2 separate regions of the Homo sapiens genome follow, and region 1 is linked to region 2. The links are chromatin loops, found by intact Hi-C in ENCODE. Cell type or tissue: MCF 10A. All regions are shown on one strand. Links, peaks and the distances in the headings refer to the core of each region. The heading gives the core; the rest is flanking DNA. Region 1 holds the start of GRID2 (glutamate ionotropic receptor delta type subunit 2). Region 2 overlaps GRID2 (glutamate ionotropic receptor delta type subunit 2).

Evidence for each region. A loop is a pair of places that touch in the nucleus more often than their neighbours do. Peaks named below come from ENCODE experiments on the same cell type or tissue, not always from the same donor. Only the 100,000 strongest peaks of a DNase experiment are listed, where the experiment ranks them.
Region 1: it touches region 2 in a loop (10-fold over the local background); 3 of 110 quality-filtered maps call a loop at or near these places.

What each region holds. Positions count from the first base shown.
Region 1 is chr4:92,301,794-92,311,053 of GRCh38, reverse strand. GRID2 (glutamate ionotropic receptor delta type subunit 2) reads right to left here and starts at 7,088. Exons shown (of 16, transcript NM_001510.4): 1 at 6,310-7,088. The coding sequence starts at 6,397. RefSeq lists a silencer at 5,262-5,556. In MCF 10A, for the core only: no CTCF peak of the experiment used is centred there; no DNase peak of the experiment used is centred there.
Region 2 is chr4:93,760,875-93,768,874 of GRCh38, reverse strand. All of the region lies in intron 14 of GRID2 (glutamate ionotropic receptor delta type subunit 2), which reads right to left. Among named protein-coding and RNA genes, the nearest start is that of ATOH1, 64 kb to the left of the region's middle. In MCF 10A, for the core only: a CTCF peak has its summit at 4,067 (motif pointing right); a DNase peak (open chromatin) is centred at 4,044.

The sequences.
Region 1 (9,260 bases), core at 1-8,000, 1.5 Mb after region 2:
AAAATCGAAAACAAAAAACAAATCCAGCTCTCTCAATCAGATACTAGTTATCCAGAATACCTGATGAAGAAATGTACATAATTCTTGTTTGCAACAAAGACATCTTCAATTTAAAGAGTTCTTAACTTGTGTAATTAAGATTTCATGTTCCTTATTTCCCCTTGTATTTCCTTTTTTGAAGGTCACTCTAAGGCAGCTATTAAATATAGCCACACTTGACTGTATCTCTTCTCCCAATTCCTTTCTGTTCCTCCTTAAATATAGCAATTGTTCTCCATTTAGTTCATATAATCTTAGAGATTAAATGAACATTAGTCTAAATCTTATTTTAGGGTTGATAAAAATGAAGACTAAAAATTAAATAACTTTCCAATGTATTCAATTAGCTATTTATAAATTGAGATTTAGTCCAATACCTTCTAAATTCTAATCCAGAATACTTTTTTTTATTATACCTTAACATTGCCCATATGTTTGTCAAATTCTCTGAAATGTGTGTCCACATCAATATGCTAAAATTTGCCAATTTAATGACATGAATCCATAGATGTTCTAATAATCAATTCCAGAACTGTTTAGTATTTTTTCTTATCTTTTAGACATCTGTCTAATCATTTAATTTTCCAATAATTAATGAACTTTGGCATAGGGCAAAATCTAACATAAGACAAACCATTCATTCAGTTAAACTAGTGTTGCATTCTCTAATAATGTGAGTTTGCCAATGTTAAAACTAAATTATCAGATTAAAAGTTGCCCTAAATTTCATCCTCCATTATTCTTATAATGAAATATGCTAGAAGGAAGATAGTGCCTTTTTACAAAACAAATAAATTACTATGTGAGAATAGTTATGAGTTTTACATGAACAAATAAACCCTATAATTGTGGTACTTGTAGTGATAGTAGTGGTGGAGGTGCAACTATGCAAGGAATCGATACAATGCATACAATTAACCAGGCAAAAATTATCTGAAAACATATATGGTCATTCATAAAACTCAATGGTTGACATTATTTTTAGATGTATTTGTGTCCATGTGTTTTTTTTTCCCCACAACTCTATTTTCATATGTTTTGTCTCAAAAACAACAATCAGTTTGGGACCTCAAGTATCCCATAGGTAAGCAGAGCTACCACCGTTAGAAGCTGCTTAACAAACTACTTTATTCACTAATGTGTGTTTACTCCAGCAGTATTAAACACACTTGCATCCTTCCAGGTGTCTTAGATTTTATTCATAGAGAATAAGTATTAGTTTAAGAAGATATTTCTCTCCTATTTTAAATATAAGAAAAAAAATTGTATCACTAGGTCTAGCAATCTAATTTGTTTAGAGGGTATCAGGTGTGTTGATATGTCCTAGCATTAAATTCTTACAAGAATAAGAGACAGGGATCATATTTATTTTTCTAGTTTGAAAATAAAAACTACCTATTTTCTTACAGCATCACAAACCTCATTAAAATGACATTTTTTTCTGAGATTTTTAAAAATATTTCATGTGGTTTTCAAGTAGTACTAAAAAAAAAAATACAGCTCAGAATGCAGTGACACCTAATGGCAAAGATATCTTTATAGGCCATAAATGTATTTTCTAATAAACATTATACTATAGTAATACATTCTAAGTATTGCTACTCACCAATATGCTGTCTGTAATCTAAAATATCATGATGATCCAATAGAAATGTGAATATCTTACTTTTTAAAATAAAGTCATATACGTAGGTGTAGGTGAAGAAAAAAAACTTCTGGATTAAAAAGTGTGCTTTTGAAATTGCAATGGCCCTTTAAGATAAAATTACCATATGATAAAATTAGCCTGAGATATCAGAATGGAATAAAATGTATCTTCCATCACTCCTAACAATTTCAATTGGCTTTTATTTTTTAATAAATCAAAAGTTAATCACCTGGATTTTTATTCCTATTTGGCTTAAAATTTATAACAGATATTTAGTGGATGTACATTTCACCTGGCGTAGAAAGCAAAGGCCCTTAGTGTAATGGCTTATTAGTCATGTCATAGTTGGTATCTTTGATTAATAACAACATTGTCTAACTTAATACACACTTGAATTGTGCTTCAAATAACTGTATTAATGATACAGAGAAGAATAGTAAAGCCAAGTCCCTTAGTACATTCTAGACGTTTACACAGTTATCAAGAACTTCAGGAACAAACAACTACTATAAGTAGAAAAAGGATAAAATATCATTGAGACATCTTACACAATCCAAAAAATCCTTGAGGAGTCCTGGGGGTTATCATTAACCAATGCAAATCATGTAGTCAACTGAAAAAAAAAAATGGTAAAAGAACAGCACATCTTCTGGGAATGCTTTTATATGCTGTAATTGTCAAAATAATCCTTAGTGCAGAAGTAAGAATAACTGGTATTTTACATTTACAATCTATTATTGTTTTTAATGTGTTGACACCTTTTATTTACCCGATTTTGTACTTTAATTTGAACATTCTCATAGTGAAAATATTCTGTGGATTATCTTAGGTTTCTCAAATATAATATCACAGCTGATTATGATTTCAGAGGATAAAGTATCATCTGTTTGTGAGAAAAACATGAATAAATGCATCTTTTCTACTCCATGTTGACATAAGGTATTTTACTATGACTGAAAACAACAAAAATATGCTAGTGATTTGTATAATATATGAATAAGTACACTGTTTGAGTGTTCCCTTGTAGAGATGTATAACTGAGGACAGCTAATTTACAATCAGTTCTGTGAGCACAGGAACCAGATAAAGAAAGGAGCATATATTAAACTGTTAAAACATGAGATCTTCCATAGTTGATATGAAGCAAAACACAAACTGTGCAGTTGACTGGAAATGCCACCTAATCCCTGCTGAATTAAAGCAGTGCTCTAAACTCCTGTTGTGTTTAGGGAGTAAAGAGTGTGGGACGACTGATGTATGAAGAAAATAGCAGTCAGCGTGGCTAATCTCAAAGACTTTGGAGCTTTCTAGCTACATAAATCAGAGCGACTTCTGAATAGCCTCATAAAACACAGTATCATTGCCATTCCACTCACGACTTTTTGGTTCTTCCTACAGCATGCAGATCATTAGGAAACTTCTAAGCAATCAAGTAATGTGGGTCTGATGAAATTACTCAATCAATGCATAGGCTCAAAGTAGAAGCATAATTCAAAATTGCATAGTTTTTATATGTCAAAAGACCTTTCTTTAATTGGGGCAAAGAAGATCACAATGGAAGTGATTCATTTTTAAATACTATATGGTTGTGTATCTGTGTGTGGATGTGTATTAAAAATATACGTAATGATTAAATATTTTTAAATATTTGAAACTCAAAGTAATCATAAAATTGTGCATTTTTGACTAAAATAAATACATTTTCATTTCAATCATTATGGTTTAACCATTATGTTTCATCACTGTAGTGAATCAATATGTTTAACAAAACATATTAGAGTTTAAAATGTGTAATTGACCTTATTAAACTACCGGCATGAGGTAAAAACTGAAGAGAAAGAGAGAAAGAAGGAGATGATTTTCATGTATATATAAGTTGGTTCAATACCAAAATAATTCAATATATAAAAAGCCTCTTAGAGCAGTGTCTTTTCATCTTTCCAGTTTGCCTGAACTACATATTGCAGCTACTTTCTGCTTGAACACATCACATGAGGCTGGGAAAACCTTTCATTTCTGCATATCTCCTTCCATCGCTAGAGGTGAAATATTCCCTTTCCCTCCAGTTTCATCACATTCATTCCTTCAGTCCTGAACTAATATATTTCCCCAGAAACATATTTCTCACATTAAATATTTAAATGAAGGCAACACCTCCTAAAGAAAATTAATTCTTTTCCTATTCAAACAAGTAAGGAAACTAATCCAATTCATGTTAACTGGTGCTTTACAATTTTAATATGGACATTCGGTTTTGAATTTACTATACTTTTGCTGAGAGTAGGGGTGGAGGCACTGAATTACACACATACTACCCGTCATCATTTTTTATTTTTTTAATTTAGGAGTTAATGTTTTTCGATATATTATAAAAGATAAAGTTTTTGAAACAATTTGCTAGCCTCATGACAATATTAGGTAGTCTATAAAACAGCTAATTATCTCATCTAATGTACTAATTATATTCAAGTCAAATTAATTGTCTCAGAAGTAACTATATCTGTTAGTAGGATATACACAGTTAATGTATACAACCAACTTTCTAAAGAAATCTGTAATTTGTACACAGTTAATTTTTAAATGTGATTATAGCCACTCTGACAGACAACAGTATACAAACTAAAAAATACAACAGTTTTGTTCTATTTTGAAACAGATGTCCAGACTGCATTGCAAAATAATATTTAACTAGTAAGGGATAGCAAAAGCTGTAGGTATTTGTAAATAATGTATTTATCATGCAGACCACAGAATAAGCGATTTAAAAAAAGCATTCTTCCACAGGCTTTCCCTCCTGAGAGATGAGGAGCCTACATCAGAAATCCCTAATCATACAATGAATATAAAGGTATTATGATTATATATCTGCATTCCTGCTCCAATCATTTACAACTAGATATAAATGTATGCCATTTCTCTAAAAGGAGCATAGTTCATTTCTGAACTCTATCAGAACATTGCTGAACCACTCAATGAGACCATAATTTCTTGCTGAAAAGTTCTGAATCTGTAGGCACTGTTAGCCCCCAGGCAAAACGGGATCCAGCAGGCAAGCTATTAGTGCTTGACTTACTTAATGCACAAACGCTAGGTTTTCTGAATCCTGACCTCATTACCCCTTGCACAGAGACAGACAGTTCTACTGATATAAATGATAGAGAATGGCAGACATGTTTACAAAGACAGCCTCTGAGACCAAGAGAGGGAGCCCCCTGGAGCGGAGGGGCTGGCCACTGTGGGCGCGCACGCTAGACAGAAATCCCTCGCTTGGGCGGGCACAATCGCCACCTGCAGCAGATTCCCCTACCAGGAGTATGTGTACGTGCGTGTGTGTATGTGTATGCGTGTTGTGCGGTGGAGAAGCAGGGGTACAGAAAGGGGAGAAGCTGTGACCCATCTGTCGCCTCAATTTGCAGAACACCAAGCCATGCGTACAGATAAAAGTCCTGTGCCCAGAAAAATTCCCCCAAAGGGACCTCTCTGCAGCCCAGCAAAGAAACCTTGCTGGCTCGGTAAGCGAATTTCCGAAAAAGAAATCGTCGCATTAACGCAGAAAAGGCTGCAAGAGCCTGTCTCCCGCTCAGCTCTCACGGATTAGCAAGTGAGTAGAGTTGGAGCCTGAAGCTGCGAGCGCTGTGCATGATAATGACGCGCAGCCCCCCGCCCGCCCCTGCTCGCCGCGGCCAGTCCCGGCCCGTCTGGTTGCCAATAGGTGGGGCCACCAGCATCTCGGAGCCCGCTCGGCAGTCCTTCTCAGAGTCGCGGCCCGCAGTAGTCCCGGCGCCTTCGCTGTCTGCCTTGCGCGGCTACTCGGAGTTGACTGCGAGGCGAGGCGAGGCGAGGCAAGGCGGATATCTGCTAAGCAGACCTCGGGAGCAGCCTGCGCGCATTCGCTTCCCCGCGTTTCCCAAGCGCCCCGGGGTCAGTTTCGCCGCCGCGCCAGGCCCCGGGAGCGTGTCCGAGGAGGCGAGGCACGCGACAATCAGTCCTTGGCGACACTGCCGCCAGCCCCTCCTGCCACCGTCTCAAAGACTACACGCAAGGATCATAAAGCCAAGAAGATGTGAGAAGAGAGGGTGGCTGGGGGCGCATCCGGCACCCCCGTCACCATCGCACTAAGCTGCGGCGAACTCAGCCGGCTCACGTTGCAAAACCACCTGTTCGATCCGAAGGGAGCTCCCCCTACCCCCCAGCCCAGTTCTTTTCATCTCACAGGTGACAGCTTCTCTGCTCCCCCAAAGATAAATTTTTAAATGGAGCAAATGTACATCCGGGAAAAAAAATATGGAAGATAAGAGTCAATTAAACTCCCTTTCCCCACACACTTAGAATCCCCCTGCAGTTCCCAGCACACACTCACACTCAGGTCAACTCGAGACCCCCACGCATCCAGCCACATTCCACGAATCACTGCAAAACAACAGCACAAGTCAGTCGAGGTTCGAGCATCCACATCCTTTCAGAAAACTGAGCAAGTGTGAGGGAAGGGTAGCGGGAAGGGGCAATGAACTGAAGCCACCTCCAACAAGACACACAGAGACCGGAGAGGGGGAAAGCGAAGGGGAAACATTTGAGAACTGAAACGGTAAAAGTAACCACGAGCTGCACCAACACTTTCTTACCGATGTGAATGATCGAATCCGCATTCGCCGAGTCCCAGGTTCGAGACCACCAGACGGACAAAACCAAGAGAAAGGGGAAAACTTCCATCTCCTCCTATGCCGATTCTCTTGGAGGATGGATTTTCTTCCAATTTTTTTTTTTTCAAACAGTCCAAAGAGTTTGAGGTCACGGTGGAGTTTAGCGCAGCTTTTTCTTTTTTTCTAAATTCCTATTGCCAGAGCAAAGCCTTTTATCGTCGCCGAGAAAGGCAGAAGGGAATGACAGAAAGAGCCCAGCCTGAGGAAACCTCCTTCGCAAAGCCGTGTCACTTGGAGGGGAATTTTGGCATCGCCAGAGTTGTTTGCAGTTTGGCTTTTGAAAAATATATCCAGCCTCTACTGCTCTTGGGCAGGGGGAGAGGCTGGGGCTCAGATCAGACCCATCGCTGCGCGGGGGCCGCGGGTCTCCGGTCCCAGCTCCGCTGCAACTTCCAACACCCCCCTCACGCCGGATGTGCCCCCTTCCCCGCACCCTCTCGGACCAAAAAAGACCCCCGCCCCCGCCCCTACAGCCCGCAGAGAATCACTGGTCTTCGCTGCCAGAATCTAAGTGGAAAGGAAAGATTAGGAGATTCCAAACGGAGCAGCCAGATTCCACCAGGGAGGGGGGAAAAAAGCCCTCTCCAAGAGGGGTAGAAAAAGTGAACTTCAAGGTAATGCAGATAGTAATGCAGAGAAAATTCCCTTTCTGCGTGAGGCGCGGAACGCAGCTTGGCGAGGCGGGCCCGGGGAGCCGGTTTGCTGGGGCGCGGTGGCGGGGGGGTTGCGCCGGGCGCGAGCAGCGGGGCCGGGCCAGAGGAGGGAAGCCGCCGCAGGCTGCAGGATGCTTTTGGAGCGTTTCGCCTGGCGGGATGCAGGAAGCAAGGAGCGAGCCTGGCAGCTTCAGCACCAGCCCCACGTTGCCTAGAAATGGATCACCTAGGAGAAGGAGCGAGCCTGCGAGAGAGCGGTGCTGTCAGGCGGAGAGAGGGGGAAACCAAGAGAGGAAGAGCTTCTCTCTAATAACCACCTCCTCCCCCTATCTGCAATACAAGGGAGAAACAAAATAGTGCTCTCATTTCCCATGGAATCTTCAACCGGGACTGAGAAAAAGGCAGGACTGTAAAAAGACATTGAAGCTTTTTTTTTCCTTTCTTTATTTTACGAGGTTAAATGCAACCTAAAAAAGCCACCCCACTTATTTAACCTTGCTATTCTCTAACAGGTATCAGACTTTTTCTAGTCTTTGCCTGGAATTAGTCACATTGGTTGAAAACAAATTAGGGACACCTGGTCACTTAGGGAAATACAGACCTAGAAAGCTTTTAATGAGATTTCAATTATAAAGTTATAAAAAGGAGAGAACGTGCTAATTACCTTTTATACAATGATTTTTTTTTTCTGTCTCCAGTGTATTTTTTAGGCAATCAGGATAGAGAAAGGTTCCTGAAATCCTTTCTATTGATAGAAATTCTTCTCTATCAGGATAGAAAAGATCTTGAAATTAAAATAAAAAAGCAGAATAATTAAATAAAACAGAAAAATTTTTCATAAACATTTGGTCAAAATATTTCATTGAGTAGCTTAATAACCTATGTAGATAAATTCCGAATGAGGAAGTTGGGTACTCTCTTCCATGGAAAAAGCTGAGGAAGTCCTGAATGACAGCCTCTCAGTCTCCAGTGAAAGGATTTTCTGCAAGCTTATTCCTTAAGATAAAATCCTGATCATTGTGACTTCTTTTCTTATAATGATTGACTTATGTCAATCTGGCCTCATTGCAAACTGAAGATTTGTTAACACAATCGAGTGACTAGTCGAGGTCAGGTATTAATGTCATAATATTGTCTCAGTTATAATTGGAATTCTTTAGGAATGTTGGATGTGTGGATGTCAAGCTCATTACACAACCTTTCAAAGCCTTACCTCCAAGTTTGGCAAACCTCTTTTCCTCCCGTTCCCTCACTTGAGCCCTTCTCTCTAGCCTTCTGAATTGGGTTACTATTTTTCCAGACACAGTTGTACATTCTCACTTCTGGCTGTTTTCATTCATCTTGTACACTTTTTCCTGAACATTCCAGAAAATGTTTTGCTGCCATATTTTTACTTATGTTAATATTTCTGCTTGGAAAGCACGTATTTGTCCTCCCAACCACTCTCCTTCACCATCTCAAGGGCTAGTTCAAATTCCTTTTGCCCATGAAGTAGTGTCCAGTCCTTTAATGTGGAATAAATCCATCTATCTTCTATGCTGTCGTAACACACCCTATTTTGTATTAGAGTTAGACAGAACTACTACTAAGTTAGATCATAAATGCCTTGAGAGTGAAAACCAAAGCTCATTCACATTTTATTCAACACAGCATTTTACAGAGAACCCCTTTGTTGACTTGAATTTCATCACTTCCTTCTGAATCTGGAACAAACCAGTGCTTCCAAGAAGCATTCACTGATTAATTACTCTCAATTTTGATCATTCTCTTATCTTTTGTTTCCATTAGTAGACATTGACTCAATATTGATTATATTAATGTTGGTGTTAATGTCATTTTACTTTATAAAGTGTTTTGATGCAATTCCATAGATTATACTTTGCTTATTCAGATAATGAATTGAAAGAAGAGATGCACTCCCCATAGCTTCCTTCAAATATTATTTACAGTGACATTCTAAAAATTGGTAAGTCATTATGTATTCTATCAAGAAAAATTATAACCATTTAACATGGAAAGAACACCATGATATCTTAGAATAAGATAACTAGGAAGAACTTCAGAGCATTAACTAGTCCAGTCCTGGCTAATGAGTATCTGTCCTGGAGAAAGTCAAATATTGTATAGTCATATTCATACTATTTCCCCTCTTGGAAATGTTTTAGTGTACTGTGAGCAAAGCATTTTCATTATTCCCAAATCCTCCAGTTTAGTAGTTTT
Region 2 (8,000 bases), core at 1-8,000:
ACAATTCAGAGGCACTGTTTTTATATGCTTTCAAGTTGTTGTAGTTCTGTGTCCCTTTCCTACATCCAGAATGATACTCAGGATCTTAATGCTTTTATGAAGAACGTTTTGCTGCTTAGAGCAAGATGCTGGCGTAATGTCACCCAGCATATGCTACACACAAAGAAATTCAATTAAGAAGACCTATTATTTAACACAGTGTGAGAGGAAGCCTTGGGATAAGTTTCAAGTTGATAAAATACATCTTTTTTGGTTTTTCGCACAACTGATCTAGTTTCCCTTTTAATGCCAAAGGGGAAGTAATCTTACCTTGGAAAACAAGAAGAAAACCTGACCAGAGGCTTTCAGAAGTAGTTAAATTCAAATAGGAAAAACCCTCTTCTTTTTCTTCTGCTGCTTCTTTTTCCCCTCCCCAGAGTCTGAGGGTAGCTGCACACTGCAGCTTTTTAAAGTGTGTTTTTCATAGAGGAATTATTCTCAATTCCCAGTGCTTCTTAGGCTCTACCTGAGGCCAGCCTAGATGTGGCCCTCCTCCAGCTATGCCCTTTTTCACAGGGCAAGGAAGATCAGACCAAGGCTGTGTGCCTGTACAGAGTGTGCATCGTCCTCTGGGTTCCCTGGAATTTCCTGGCCAAACAGCTTAGTGCTCTTCCAGGGCCTGCCAGGCCTATTCCCAGGGTTGTCCTCCTGGCAGAAGATCTTACAGCCACGGGTGCACCATAGCTCTATAGGGTGGAGTTTGTAGAGTGTGGACAGAGCTCAGATGAGTGAGCTCGGGTGTATACAGCCTTGCGTAGGAGACACTTCAGCGTGCAAGTTGGAGCTGCAGGTGGAAAGAAAGGGCCCCAGAGCCCTGTGCTCCTGGGTCAGTTCAGACCTCCTGGCTAGTCACATAGAAACTTAAACCTGGCCTCCCAGGGGTCATGAAGGTATATTTGTCCAGATAAGAACATAGAATATATTATATCAAACAGGTTTTAGTTTAATGCATAATTTTTACATAATTAGACTTGGGGTATGTGAACCTATATTTGTACTCTTGCCCAAGGTCTTGGATTATTTGGGGTGAGACTGCTTACAATTTAAGAGTTCAGAGAATGGAGTTGTAGTGACCTTTTTACCTGTTTCATGTCATCCACATGGCTAGAAGAACAAGCAACATGATAAAGGGAAGAAGATTTTGTGCATTGGAAGTTGGGTCAGTGTTTAATCTGAGTTAAACTAGAGTGAGACCAGCCCTTAAGGCTCTGGTAGAGGGTTGGTCTCAGGTCCCTGTCATCTCTCCCAGACGTTCCCACAGCCTCAGCTCTGGTGCCCCGTGCTGGCAGTCCAGGACTGAGACTGTTCTGAAACCTCCCCCACAACCTGGACCTTTTCTCCTTGCTTCCTGTGAAATGTATCTGTCTAGAGTGTTGCTCTAGAAGAGTAATTAATTTGATTAATTGAATTTACTAAAATGATTATGAATATTAATGGGTTATATGTCACCCTTATTCCAGCTTCCATTCCAGAAAAAGCCATTTGCATTTCCAGAATTTCCAAAAGTGCATTTCACAGCAAACCAGTACCTACAAGACCTCTGTAAGAAAAGGGCCTTGTGGTTATTAATTCTGAGAAACACACTCTTGGGAATTTACAAAGATGTCAGCCTATTAAAGACTCTCAGAAGACCAGCAGAAAAGAAAACGGCATGATTTTGTTTAACTCAGCATTTCCCAAACTTATGACCTTCATTCCCCTTCTCTCATTTTGCTTTCCAAGTAACAGGTTTAAGAAATACACATGGGAAATAATCTCTTGATCCAAAGAAGCAACTACTTGTAGAAATTTCCAGCACTGTGTTAGGCAACACACAAAGATGTAATCATGGTATCAAAATTACTTTCCTGGCCTATTCATGAATATCATTTAAATGATGTTGGTATTGCTCGTCGATAGGTGTAAAGCTTCAGTTATGCAAGAGGGAAAAGTTCTTGAAAACTACTGTACAACATTGTAACTATAGTTAGCAATACTGTATTGTACATTAAAAATTTTCATAGAATAGCACCCATGTTAAGAATTCTTACCATAATAATAAAAAATAATGGCACATCCCTTATGTATTTGCCCACCTAAAGGCTCTAGGTAGTCAGAGCACCATTGATTACCTTGGAGGAAAAATGTAGTCATCTTTGAACAAATAATTCTTTTTAAATTTGAGTTTATAAGTACTTGTAGATATAAAAGGCAACTACAGCAACATTTGCTTAATGAGAATACATCTGGGCACAAAATGAGATCCTGTTATCCTGCTCTCCTATTTGCATCACACCATATTGGTCAGTAGCCTTGTGATACGGTTTGGCTCCGTGTCCCCACACAAATCTCACCTTGTAATAATCTCCACGTGTCAAGTGCAGGACAGGTGGAGATAATTGAATCATGGGGGTGGTTTCCCTCATGCCGTTCTTGTGATAGTGAGTCTCACGAGATCTGATGGTTTTATAAGGGGCTTCCCCTTTGCTCAGCACTCATTCTCTCTCCCGCTGCCTTGTGAAGAGGTGCCTTCCACCATGATTGTAAGTTTCCTGAGGCCTCCCCAGCCATGGGGAACTGTGAGTCAATTAAACTTCTTTCTTTATAAACTACCCAGTCTTGGGTATTTCTTCATAGCAGTGAGAGAACGAACTAATACACTGTGAAAGTGTAAGAATTTTCCTTCATAGCACTTATCATCATTTATAATTACTTGATCAGTCTGTTCCATTTTCGAGAGTGTGTACTCATCCTCCATATTGCCTCCTACAGAGCAGGTGCATATTTATTGATGGAATATACTCAACACAGTTTTGGTAAATGAATCCTAAACTCTGATATCAGATCCTATTCTTTTTTCTTACGATTGATGCTGTTTTCTAATTTATTCCATTCCTGTTTTATTCATCTATCCATTTAATAAACAGTTGAAGAATGACTTCATTCCAGACATTTCCTTGGGTACAAAATTTATTCTAAACCACGACTGCACATTCCACCGGAGAGGCTTGAGTGACACTGTGAAGCCATTTTTTTAATGCCCTCAATTCATGTTCATTTATTCCTTCCTTCATTCAGGAACTTAATTACTGCCTACACTTTCTTCTCAGTGGTATTTGGGGCCCTTGCATTTCATTTTATTTAATTTTGTCTCCTTATTCTTTCTAAACTTGGAAAATATTTTGACTTTAGAAATCATTATTGAAATATATATATATGCCTCATATATATATATATATATATATATAATACCTCACCTATTTAAATTCTAATAGGAATTAAAAGCCTTAAACCCAAAAAAAATCATTTAATTGCAGAATTTTTAGGTTCAGCCAGCTGAGCGATAGGAGATCATCGAGGGGAAAGAAGGAAGCACCCTCTCTAGGTGCTTCAAGTACGAATATGCCACAAAAATCTCTTTGTATTGTTTATTTTATGCTCACGGCAGCACAAGTGGCTGGGGCATTGCAGGGAGATTTCATCTTTGGGGATGTACAGAGAAATTGGACCATCTGACCCCTCAGTCACCCCTGACAACAGATTCCAGGAATACAGGCTGGCATGGGCTACAAGTGTTGGAAGGGAATGAAAGTGTTCTCTAAGTCCAGAGTTCTGTCATAACATTTTGCTACAAAATCTAGTGTTCCTGGAAATTCCATCAGAATGGTCTCACTATGGCCTCCTTTTTATGATTTAACAAAAACCCAATTTAAAGATTATGTAAAGCAAGTGTGGTAAAATATAATGCACTGCCTGGAAGATGAATAGGATGAATTCTTATAATAAGCAAAGAGATATGTTCCCTTCAATCTTCCCAAAGCACTGGCCCTTTTAAATTGAACTTGAAAATCTAAAGAATTGTACCTTGTAATTATAAGCAACAATAATGTGTATGTATGTGTGCGAGTGTGTGTGTGTGCGCGTATGTATGACAATGCAAAAATTGAGTTGCAAAATTCTTAATAAACACAAGAAAAACTTTTGAGTTTATGGAACAATAATGTTCTGTTTGGCGTGCAATTTCCACAAGATGGCAGTATTTGCTCATAGAGAGCAAAGAGTTACTGTGGTTATTGTTAATCTATGGGATTGAAGTGCTGAAGTATAGACTTTGTGGGGCTGTAAATACTTAAACTATTAGAAATAAGTTTAGCTATTAGACTGTGATGAACTAACGGCTAAAATCTCTTTTTGGAGTATAGTCAGAAAAATTCCTGCTATTTTTACACCATGGTGATGCATAACAACACTTACTTTTGAGGGTCATTGTGGTGTGAATTAATAAGACCACACGTGACGATCTCAGTGAGCAAGATGCATGAAAAGCTCATTACCTGGCACGCGGAAGGCTATTGCAACTCTAAAGCTAGACTTATTATTGTCACATGTATCACTATTGTTCTTTCTTTGGACCTGTTCCGGTACATACTTCTTAATGGAGAATTACATGCCCATATGATCAATGAATGATTGATTCACTGACACGGACATCTCATTTCCTTTTTTTCATCCAAAATATTAAAACATTTGTGATCCCATTGAACAGAAAAATTTTAGAAGTCCATAAAACTTAATTGCAATTTGAAAATTGCACTGATTTCTTTATTGGTATAAATGAGGAAATTTCAGGGGAAGGGAGTAGAGGAATCAAAAGATCCTTCTTTCATATTAAAATTAAAGAAATCCAACAGGTTTAGGCATTCATCTTGAAGAGCCTTTTTAGCCTCATTTGTGTTTGAGACTCACACTAATTTTTGATCCCTTACCATTTTTAGTCACTACTCTAGGAAATGATTTTCAAATTAATTTATTTGTTACAAAACAGGTTGCTGAAAGTTGGACGCAAATTTCTAATCCCACATAGGTCACTCTGATTTTGTCCTTAAATACCATCGCTGTCAATAAGTTCCTCTCAAACTTTTCTGGAATCATGGCCCATAGGTGAATTCCTACTGAACCAAACTAAAAAAGTTACTGGTTACTGGTTACCTAAGAAAAATGACACCTGCCTTTTTAGTCATTTCTACTAGGAAATTAGAATGGGAAAGGTTGCAGACATTATTGCTTCCCCGTCTGTTTCTCCTCCCCCATTTTATGGATGAAGACGCTAAGTAATCCGGCATAATGATTCCCTAGATTTTTCACATGGAACACACAATCTCACTGCTGTAGAGTTTAAATGACTTTTTAAGTTGCTCACACAGATAATAAATAGTTGAATTGGGCTTAGAACTCAGGTCTGCCTTCCAGCACATTTCTCTCCATTATCTCACACAGCTTCTAATATGTAAGTATGCAGAGAAAAGCTATCTTCTTTAGTTTCAGAGATTTCTTAAACCCTGAGTAAACGTCTCATCAATATGTTTCCTCTAAACCAAACAATATAATTATAGTGTGATAGCAAATGTATTCATGCTACAATTTGGGTATGCAGAGAAAATGTAGCTTTTCTCTATAACTTAATTGATCTTAGGAGGACTGTGCCTACTGAGCAGTGGGGAAAAAACTAAATTTAGCCCAATATGATTTAAAATTTAATCTCATCTAATAATTTAACATGTCTCTAGCTTTAGCTCAATCTACTTGAGAGAATTACTCAATTCTTCCCATTTCTTCTCTTTTCCCTTACTCTTTTTCAAAATGGTATCAGGATTTATGGAGGACAGCATTATATCCCTGAAATTAGGGATTTAGGGGAAAGGTGGTGGCTGGTCTCTTGCAGGTCCTTGAATTCGCTTTGGCAGCTCTCCTTTGAGGTGGGATGGGCTTGGGTTCAGTTTTAGAGATTAATAGGTGACTGCTGCTAAAGTCTGCAAAGGCTATAGGTGCTAAAAGTTGGCTAATGTAGGGCTTATGGGCTCCTCCCTGCTGACTCAGCCTCCTTTGGTTTGTTGGGGTGCTCTACATCCTTCTGAGCCTCTGCCATTTTCTTTATCCAGCCCCTGATGATTCTGTAGCCCTCCAGATGGTATGATGACCTCACCTTGTTATTCACTGTGGAGGGGCCCAAGGCAGGTCCATATGCTCTAACCCCGCATGCGAGGCACAGGAAAGAAAGGGAGGCCTGGGAATGATTATTGAACCTGTGCTTTTTCCTGACCCTGCTGCTCTGCATTCTTAATGATCTGAGGTCTTCTCTGTTGTTAAAGAGCCTGGTGTGCCCTGGGAACTCCCCCAGAGACCCTAAAGGGAAGAGAAGCATTAGGTCTTCTACCCTTGTTGTGCCTTTCAATCTATCTAATGTCTTCTTGCCTTTCTCTTCTCCTGACCTCTGTTAGAATCCTCTGGTCAGAAGAAGTAAGGCTTCCTTTCCTCTCCTGAATATCCTTCTTACACCCTAGGTCTTCAAGCTTCTTGTCCTGTCATAGTGAAAGATAATTATAGCTATGTAACGCCAGAAACTCTATGATACAAGACCTTTTGGTACTTCTTCAATTTGGAAGTATTGAGGCAATTTGGGGGTAGAAATTCGTGAGGATAAAATAACCATTTTAATATTTCAAAAATATTTTATCAGTACCTACTTATGAGTTTTATGTAACCAAAATTAAAAAGATATTTAGGAGAGAGTCCCATTACTCAATACTGTTTAATGTCAGTTATCACTGAGAAAGAAATTTTGAAATTTCTGAAAAAAAGTTATTTTTTTCACACACTGAATAAATCTATTTTGGCTCATAATATCCACATTATTAAATTCATTTTCTGGGTTTTCACAAAATTTTCCTCTCCATGGTTACTGAGAAAGTATTAATAATAGCATGCAGATGATTTTCAGAAAAAACTTTAGCTCAATAGGTTTTTCATTCATTCATCAATTTTTTCATCCTAGCTTTGGAAAACGTAGGTAATCTTGCATCGAAGCAGAAGCACTTCTCAAAGATTAAGATTTAAACAATTAAGCATAGTGGCACTTTGATTGGCATATCTAATATTACAATTTGCATATCAGAGTTGTAAAAATCAATTCTATCAACTTCCTGTGAATCAATCATCAATCGATTATTTTTCTTAAGCAAAATCTCTTAGTGATCAGTTGGTAACATTAAGTGCAACAAATATTTATTGATAGCATCTAATACCTCAGTAATATCAAATAGTGTAAGGGAAACTATTAGGAGCTATTTCCTTTGTTTAAATTGAACTTTTAACTATTTCTTCTAGCTAGTTGAGCCAAATGGCAGTTGCTTAATTTCAATCCACCAAGAGTTTCTATCATATAGGTTAATAGTACTTCATGGTATTTCAAATAAATTCATAACTATCATCTTTTAGACTAGAGGTCAGCAAGCTTTTCTTGTTAAGGGTCAGATAGCCAATATTTTAGACTTTGTGGCCCATATGGTGTCCATCACAACTACTCAACTCTGCCTTTGTAGTGTGAAAGCAGCCGTAGAAAGTAAGTAAACAAGTGGGCTTTATTTGTAAAAACAGGCAAGCTGCCAGAATGACCTTCTGGCTATAGTTTCTGACTTATTTTGGAAACCTCAGAGAAAATAACTCTATAAGCCAATAAGTTCTCATTTCACTGATGAAGATATTGAAGTTGAGGTGGCTTAAGTGATATAGCAAGTCCAATCATTGGAAAGTATGAGTCCGTTTTAGAACCAGAGATGGTGACTCCTATTCCAGTGCTCTTTCAATAGTGTATTAATATGTATTAACATGTAGTAATATCTGTTATGACATGTGCATCTTTAAATGAGTACAGAGTGATCATGTGTTGAGTCCACATTTCACCACGCTGAGAGAGAATTTCACATATGCACTGTATATGAACAATGGCCACATAATCCTTCAAGTGAATTTTGAATTTCTTTGGTTTTCTGATTATATTGTAAAATATATCTGAGCATTTATTCTGAGATTGGAAGTGCCCATGTTCCAAAAGATGACTGCCTCACTTATTCAAGATGAGGTAGTATTTGTCTTCTGAGGGTTGTATTTCCTGAATCATTTTCTAGGCAATGGGAGCTTGAGCC